2 separate regions of the Homo sapiens genome follow, and region 1 is linked to region 2. The links are chromatin loops, found by intact Hi-C in ENCODE. Cell type or tissue: ascending aorta. All regions are shown on one strand. Links, peaks and the distances in the headings refer to the core of each region. The heading gives the core; the rest is flanking DNA. Region 1 holds the start of ETNK2 (ethanolamine kinase 2). Region 2 overlaps SOX13 (SRY-box transcription factor 13).

Evidence for each region. A loop is a pair of places that touch in the nucleus more often than their neighbours do. Peaks named below come from ENCODE experiments on the same cell type or tissue, not always from the same donor. Only the 100,000 strongest peaks of a DNase experiment are listed, where the experiment ranks them.
Region 1: it touches region 2 in a loop (4-fold over the local background); 2 of 110 quality-filtered maps call a loop at or near these places.

The regions. Positions count from the first base shown.
Region 1 is chr1:204,150,669-204,153,506 of GRCh38, forward strand. ETNK2 (ethanolamine kinase 2) reads right to left here and starts at 1,376. Exons shown (of 8, transcript NM_018208.4): 1 at 927-1,376. The coding sequence starts at 1,184. RefSeq lists an enhancer at 455-1,154. In ascending aorta, for the core only: no CTCF peak of the experiment used is centred there; DNase peaks (open chromatin) are centred at 188, 692, 1,233, 1,603 and 1 weaker place; H3K4me3 peaks cover 2,211 bases; H3K27ac peaks cover 2,088 bases.
Region 2 is chr1:204,079,390-204,082,281 of GRCh38, forward strand. All of the region lies in intron 1 of SOX13 (SRY-box transcription factor 13), which reads left to right. Among named protein-coding and RNA genes, the nearest start is that of SOX13, 7.7 kb to the left of the region's middle. RefSeq lists enhancers at 1,052-1,346, 2,756-2,892. In ascending aorta, for the core only: no CTCF peak of the experiment used is centred there; a DNase peak (open chromatin) is centred at 1,182; H3K4me3 peaks cover 1,316 bases; H3K27ac peaks cover 2,500 bases.

The sequences.
Region 1 (2,838 bases), core at 1-2,500, 71 kb after region 2:
ACTGGCAGATAGCACGTTAGATCAGTGCTGGAATTAACCTCAGGCCTGCTTGATGCCTTGACAGTCTTATACCAAACTGGGCCTTTTATTTTGAAAACGCTACTCCATCCCCAGGGCGGGTTCTGTCAGCCTCCACACTTGGTTAAGAACCTCCCCACAACTTTGCCCCCACCCCACCCCAGAATGCCTGTCTGCATGGAGCCGCTACCATTCCAGCACAAGCTACAAGCGCCCCACTCGGCACCTTCCTCCACAGGCAGCCCACAGCGGGGCTGGAGGTAGTCAGCTGGGGAGTTAGCCTAAGGCTCAGTGAGTGGCTCTGCCCACAGGTGTGTCCTGGGACCTGTGTCCAGCTGGGGCTGGGGAAGATGGCCTGTGTGGGGGTGCTGAGCCCGAGCCTGCAGCGATGGTGAGGAGCTGAGTGCTAGCTGGAATTCCACAGGGTGGCTCCTGGGACCCACAGGGGCAGCTCAGAGCCTGGAGGATTTGCTCCCACCATGGGGTGGAGAAGGGGCAGCAATGTATGCATGTATGGCTGGGTCGGGGGGGCGGGGGGTCTCTTAAAAGTTCCCGCCTCCTCAGGTTTCAGAGCTGGCTGGGTACGCGCTTCTGGTCAGCGAGGGGCACCAGCACGCAGCGACAGGGGGTGCGGCCCGCACACGCAGCATGCCGACAGTGGGCAGGTGGCCACCAGGCGTGCCTAAGAGCCCCGGGAGGAGGGGGGCGTGTGCAGGGCCAAGGGAGGTGTGAGCCTAGTTTTGGTAGCGACGAAATCAATCCGTACACAAACCACGTTCCAAACCTTTCTTGCGCAGCAGCCGCGCACCCCTGGGACTGACACCCGGAAGGATGCGAGGACTGGGTCCCCGCATCCCCCTGGCAGCCCTGGCAGGACCCCATCCTCGGCCCCGCGCCCACTCCGCTACCTTGGTCCGAACTTGCTCGGGTTTCCAATGCGGCCGCAGCTCCTGGATGAGGCGCAGGGCCCCGGGAAGGATGTCGTCCGGGTCCACGGAAATGCCGAAGTACGCGACGGCGGCGGCCCTCGGGGGGCCCGGCGGCTCCCGGCAGCTGGCGCTGGCCGCCGCCTTCTCCTCCATGCCCCATGAGCACTGCGGGCAAGGCGTGTGCCTCCTCAGGTGAAAGGACGCGCGCGGCTGAGGGGCCGAAGGGGGCACAGCCATTCCCAGCAGCCCCACCCCCTCGGAGCCGCGGCAGACGCTAGCCCCGGCGGGGGGGTCCGGCGAGGGAGTGGGAGTGGTAGAGGAGGGGCCAGGGGAAGTCCATGACTCAGGCGCGAGCTGCCCGCTTCGATCGCCGGCTCGCGGCCCGCCGCCCACCGCCGACCCCGGAGCGCCGCGGCCCGCCGCGATTGTGACATCACGGGCGGTGGCCCGCGGGAACGCCCCCGGCCCGCCCCCGCCCCGGCCCGCGGGCCGCTGGGGAGCTCAGCCAGCCACCGCCGGCAGCTGAGGCCGCCGCTACCTGGAGCGCGGGGTGGGGGCGACGCCCCCCTGGGGGCCGGTGACGCCGGGGGTGGGGCCTCCGCTGGCTCCGCCCCGCCCGGGTCCCCGCCGGGGCTGGCTTCCCGGCCTCCGAGGCCGCGAGACTCCAGCTCTCTCCCGGTAGCCTGGGGTGGAGGCGGGGGAGGGCTCGTCCTGCGCCCCCACCTCATCCTGGAATAGAGAGATCCGCTGCTCCCACGACGTCAGCTTGGGCTCGCCCCTCTGTGCCCCTGCTCCGTGCCCCCAGTCCCCGGACCCCGGGAAATGGCTCTGCAGGGGCGGCCCCTGCTGCATCTCAAAGGTCCTTCCCTGCAGAGAGCCCCCCCCCACACCCAGGCAACCTCCCATCCCCGACAGAAACACACTGCATGAAGAGGGGACATTGGGTGATAGCGTTGGGGTGAGAGTGTGCCAGTCCAGCAGACTGCGCTGTCCCCTGGCAGGCCACTGAACAGCCAGGGCGTTGGAGTGTTTGGGCACATCCTGGGCAGGACTTGGGGCCAGACTGAGTTAAAGCCTCCCTCCCATCCTGAGCGTGTGAATGGAGCCAGGTAGCAGGCCAGCGGTGTACCCGAGCCCAGTGCTTTGCTTGGCATTCGGGGTGTGAAGTGGACAGACCCTCGCGCGTCCTGGGGAGGACAGCCAAATGCCTGGCGCAGCTAAGGGCCAAAGCAAGGCATGGTGATGGCTGGGGGTGGGAAGGAAGGGGAAGGGGTGACAAGGTGTCCCGGGGCAGGTTGCTGTGGGGAGGAGACATGGAGAGAGGCCAGGCCGGCTCAGGGGGCAAGTCCCTCTACTAGCCAGATTCTCCTTTGGTCATTCTCTGCCACCTTCTGAGCAGGGCTCTGTTGGCTGCCAGCCCTATTTGTTGTAGTGAGGCCTCAGGGATCTCACTAGTCACTATCTCTCACTGCCCCACCCAGAAAAGCGCCTTCAGAGAAGGGGCCCTTTCCTATTTTCCCAGTTACCCCTTTGGCCTATCCCGGAACCTCTCAACCGCAAGGCTCCTATGCTTACTGCGGTCCAGAATCCAGCTCTGCCTAGCAGAACTTCTGCAGTGATTGAAATGTTCTATATCTACTGTCCAATGCAGTGACCACTAGCCACGTTGATTTTATTAAAAAAATTTTTTTATTTGAGACAGAATTTCGCTCATGTTGCCCAGGCTGCTGGAGTGCAATGGTGTGATCTCTGCTCACCACAACCTCGGCCTCCTGGGTTCAAGCGATTCTCCTGCTTCAGCCTCCTGAGTAGCTGGGATTACAGGCATGTGCCACCACGCCCAGCTAATTTTGTATTTTTAGTAGAGACGGGGGTTCCTCCATGTTGGTCA
Region 2 (2,892 bases), core at 187-2,686:
GGCCTGAGTGCAGTGGTGCAATCTTGGCTCACTGCAACCTCCGCCTTCTGGATTCAAACAATTCTCCTGCCTCAGCCTCCTGAGTAGCTGGGATTACAGGCATGCGCCACCACGCCCGGCTAATTTTTGTATTTTTAGGAGAGTTGGGGTTTCACCATGTTGGCCATGGCTGGTCTCGAACCCCCGACCTCAGGTGATCCGCCCACCTCAGCCTCCCAAAGTGCTGGGATTACAGGTGAGAACCACCGAGCCTGGCCTCACAGCATAGAACCTTGTAGCTACCACCTGCTACTCCAGGTGGCTCTCCCGCCTTAGTGGGTGGCAGGGGGTCCTTCCTGCTTTAGGAATGCCCTGAGGCCTGCCTCCCTGCTCACTCCTGGCAAGAGCACATTGTGGTGCTGTCAGGGAGGACCTCCATGGTCTCAGATGGAACAGCAGCAGTGGTCAGACCTCCTAGAGGCTGTGAGGTGAGGAGGAAGTGGCTGAGGTTTCCCCTGCCTCCTCCTAAGGTCATCCATGGGCAAACCAAAGCTGCAGGATGTGCTGTGTGTGTGGCCTGGTATCTCAGAGTCCTGGGTGTGCACAGGGTGTGCACAGCTAGGAGACGTCCCGAGATCTGTACCCACATGTTGAGGGCTTCAGCCAGGGGTGTTTTTTGGGGGAGCGGAATTTGTGTGGCATAGTAGAGGAAAAGAAGGAAGAAGTGGGGACAGTATCTCCAGCTGCCACCTTTCTTCCCAAATAGCTTTGGATACCCAGGCCCTTTTGGTCACAGGAAGTCTGACACTGGGAAGTCATCAAATTTGGAATTCAGTTCCCTCCACTCTCCCCCCAGCGGTGGCCTTAGCATTTAAATAGCCTTGGCATGAAGCCCTATAAACTGCCCAAGGGATTGGGGCAGGGTTAGGGGGAGGGGTATTGGTGTTACCCCCAACATTGTCCCCCTGTGTCTTCTGGGGACATGTCCAAGCTAGGGTGTCAGTGTTTTGGCTTGAGAGGAGAGAGGGGAAGGGGCCACAGACTGGGCAGGAGCCCTCCTGGCTCCCCTCCCGCTCTGGTGGTTTTGATCGTAATCCCTGCCTGCCAAGCCTGGAGCTCCCTGGGGGATCCGCCCCAGAGGAGGCCCGACTGTTCTCCTCCCCTCTGCCTTACCTCCCCCAGTCCCCGCCCCCTGCTTGACTCAGAATGGAATGTGCAGCCTGTGGAACAAGATGGGGTGAGAACTAGTTCCCAGAGGGCCTTGGTCCCGCCCCTCCCATCCCCCAACAAAGGGGGTGAGGAACCTGGAGGCAGGGCCTGCTCCCAGGTATGGCTGGTGTTTCCCTGATGCAGACTCAGGTCCTGTGCTGAGTTGGTGCAGAGGCAGGCAGGTGCTGTGGGGGTCCAGGACTAGCCATTTGAAGGTTTTCATATAAGTCCACCATGCGGGGCAGGTGCTGAGTTAGAGAAAGTGCAGCAGGCAGAGCAGCTCCAACTCCAGCTTCTGTAGCTGGGGGTGGTCAATATCCTTTGTTGACTTTTTTTTTTTTTTTTTTTTGAGATGGAGTTTCACTCTTGTTGGCCAGGCTGGAGTATGCAATGGTGCCATCTCAGCTCACCGCAACATCCGCCTCCCAGGTTCAAGCAATTCTCCTGCCTCAGCCTCCTGAGTAGCTGGGATTACAGGCATGCGCGACCATGCCTGGCTAATTTTTTGTATTTTTAGTAGAGACGGGATTTCTCCATGTTGGTTAGGCTGGTCTCGAACTCCCGACCTCAGGTGATCCGCCTGCTTTGGCCTCCCGAAGTGCTGGGATTACAGGCATGAGCCACCACTCCCAGCCATGACTTCTTTCTTTTTTTTAAAGATCGTGGCTCATATTCGTTTTCTTATTTCTGTAGTCTCTAAGAGTAATACAACAATGTGTATCACTTTCGTCATCAGGATGAAAAGGATTTAAAATAAATCTAATATTTCCAGATAGTGAAACAGAAATGTCATCAGTGTTTGTTTCCACGGAAGACCAAGAGGAGTCACGGTTTGACCAGCGCTAAGAGGGGATGTGGCAGGAAGAGTGGTTGTGCAAATGTGTCAGACTGGGCTGATGCCCTTTCACGATGACAACTGAGTGGGCCCCACGGACCCCCTGGCGGGCTCTGGGGGTGGGGGTTGGGGGGTTGCCTGGGACTCATGGGGCCTCCTGCTTTGGCCCTGGCGCCTAGGAAAGGCTAGACAGGGAGGGGAGCCTTGGCGTGAGCTGCCCTCACACTGACTTAAAAGCATTAACTCTTGCCTGGCCACACAAGGCAGGACCTGGCACTCCTCAGAGTGGAGGGTGAGGAGGGTTTTCTGTCTTAGCCCTCAGCCTGTGTGGGGTATGAGGTCCCCCACCCTCATGCGAACAACCTCTCCCCACCCTCCAGCCCTACTGAAGGAGTCTGAAGTCACTCAACCATCCTTGTGAGGTTTTGGTTCTGGCCTGTTCCATGAGGGTGGGGTAGGGTGGGGAAAGAAGGGGGAATAAAATGTAGTGGGGAGGGGTGGAAGGAAGCCTGTGTGCAGGTACAGCCGTGGCTCAGAGGCAGGTGGGGTGAGGGCAGTGGGGCTTGAATAGGGCGCTGTCGAAAGCAGAGGGAGTGGCCCCTTCAGCCCCTGCTGTTTCTCAGGCTTGCCCGGCTCCTCTTTTCTTGGCTGGTGGTGGGGTGTGTGTGGGGGGGAGGGAAGCTGAGTGTGATGTGTGTGTGAGTGTAATGTGAGTGTGATGTGTGTGTGGGTGTATGTGTGGGGGGCCAGGTGTGTGTGTGTTTGTGAAGGGCTGAGCGTGATGTGTGTATCTATGAGTGTGATGTGTGTGTGTGGAGGGCCAGGTGTGGTGTGTGTGTGTGTGTGCACATATGTGTGCAGGCAGGCAG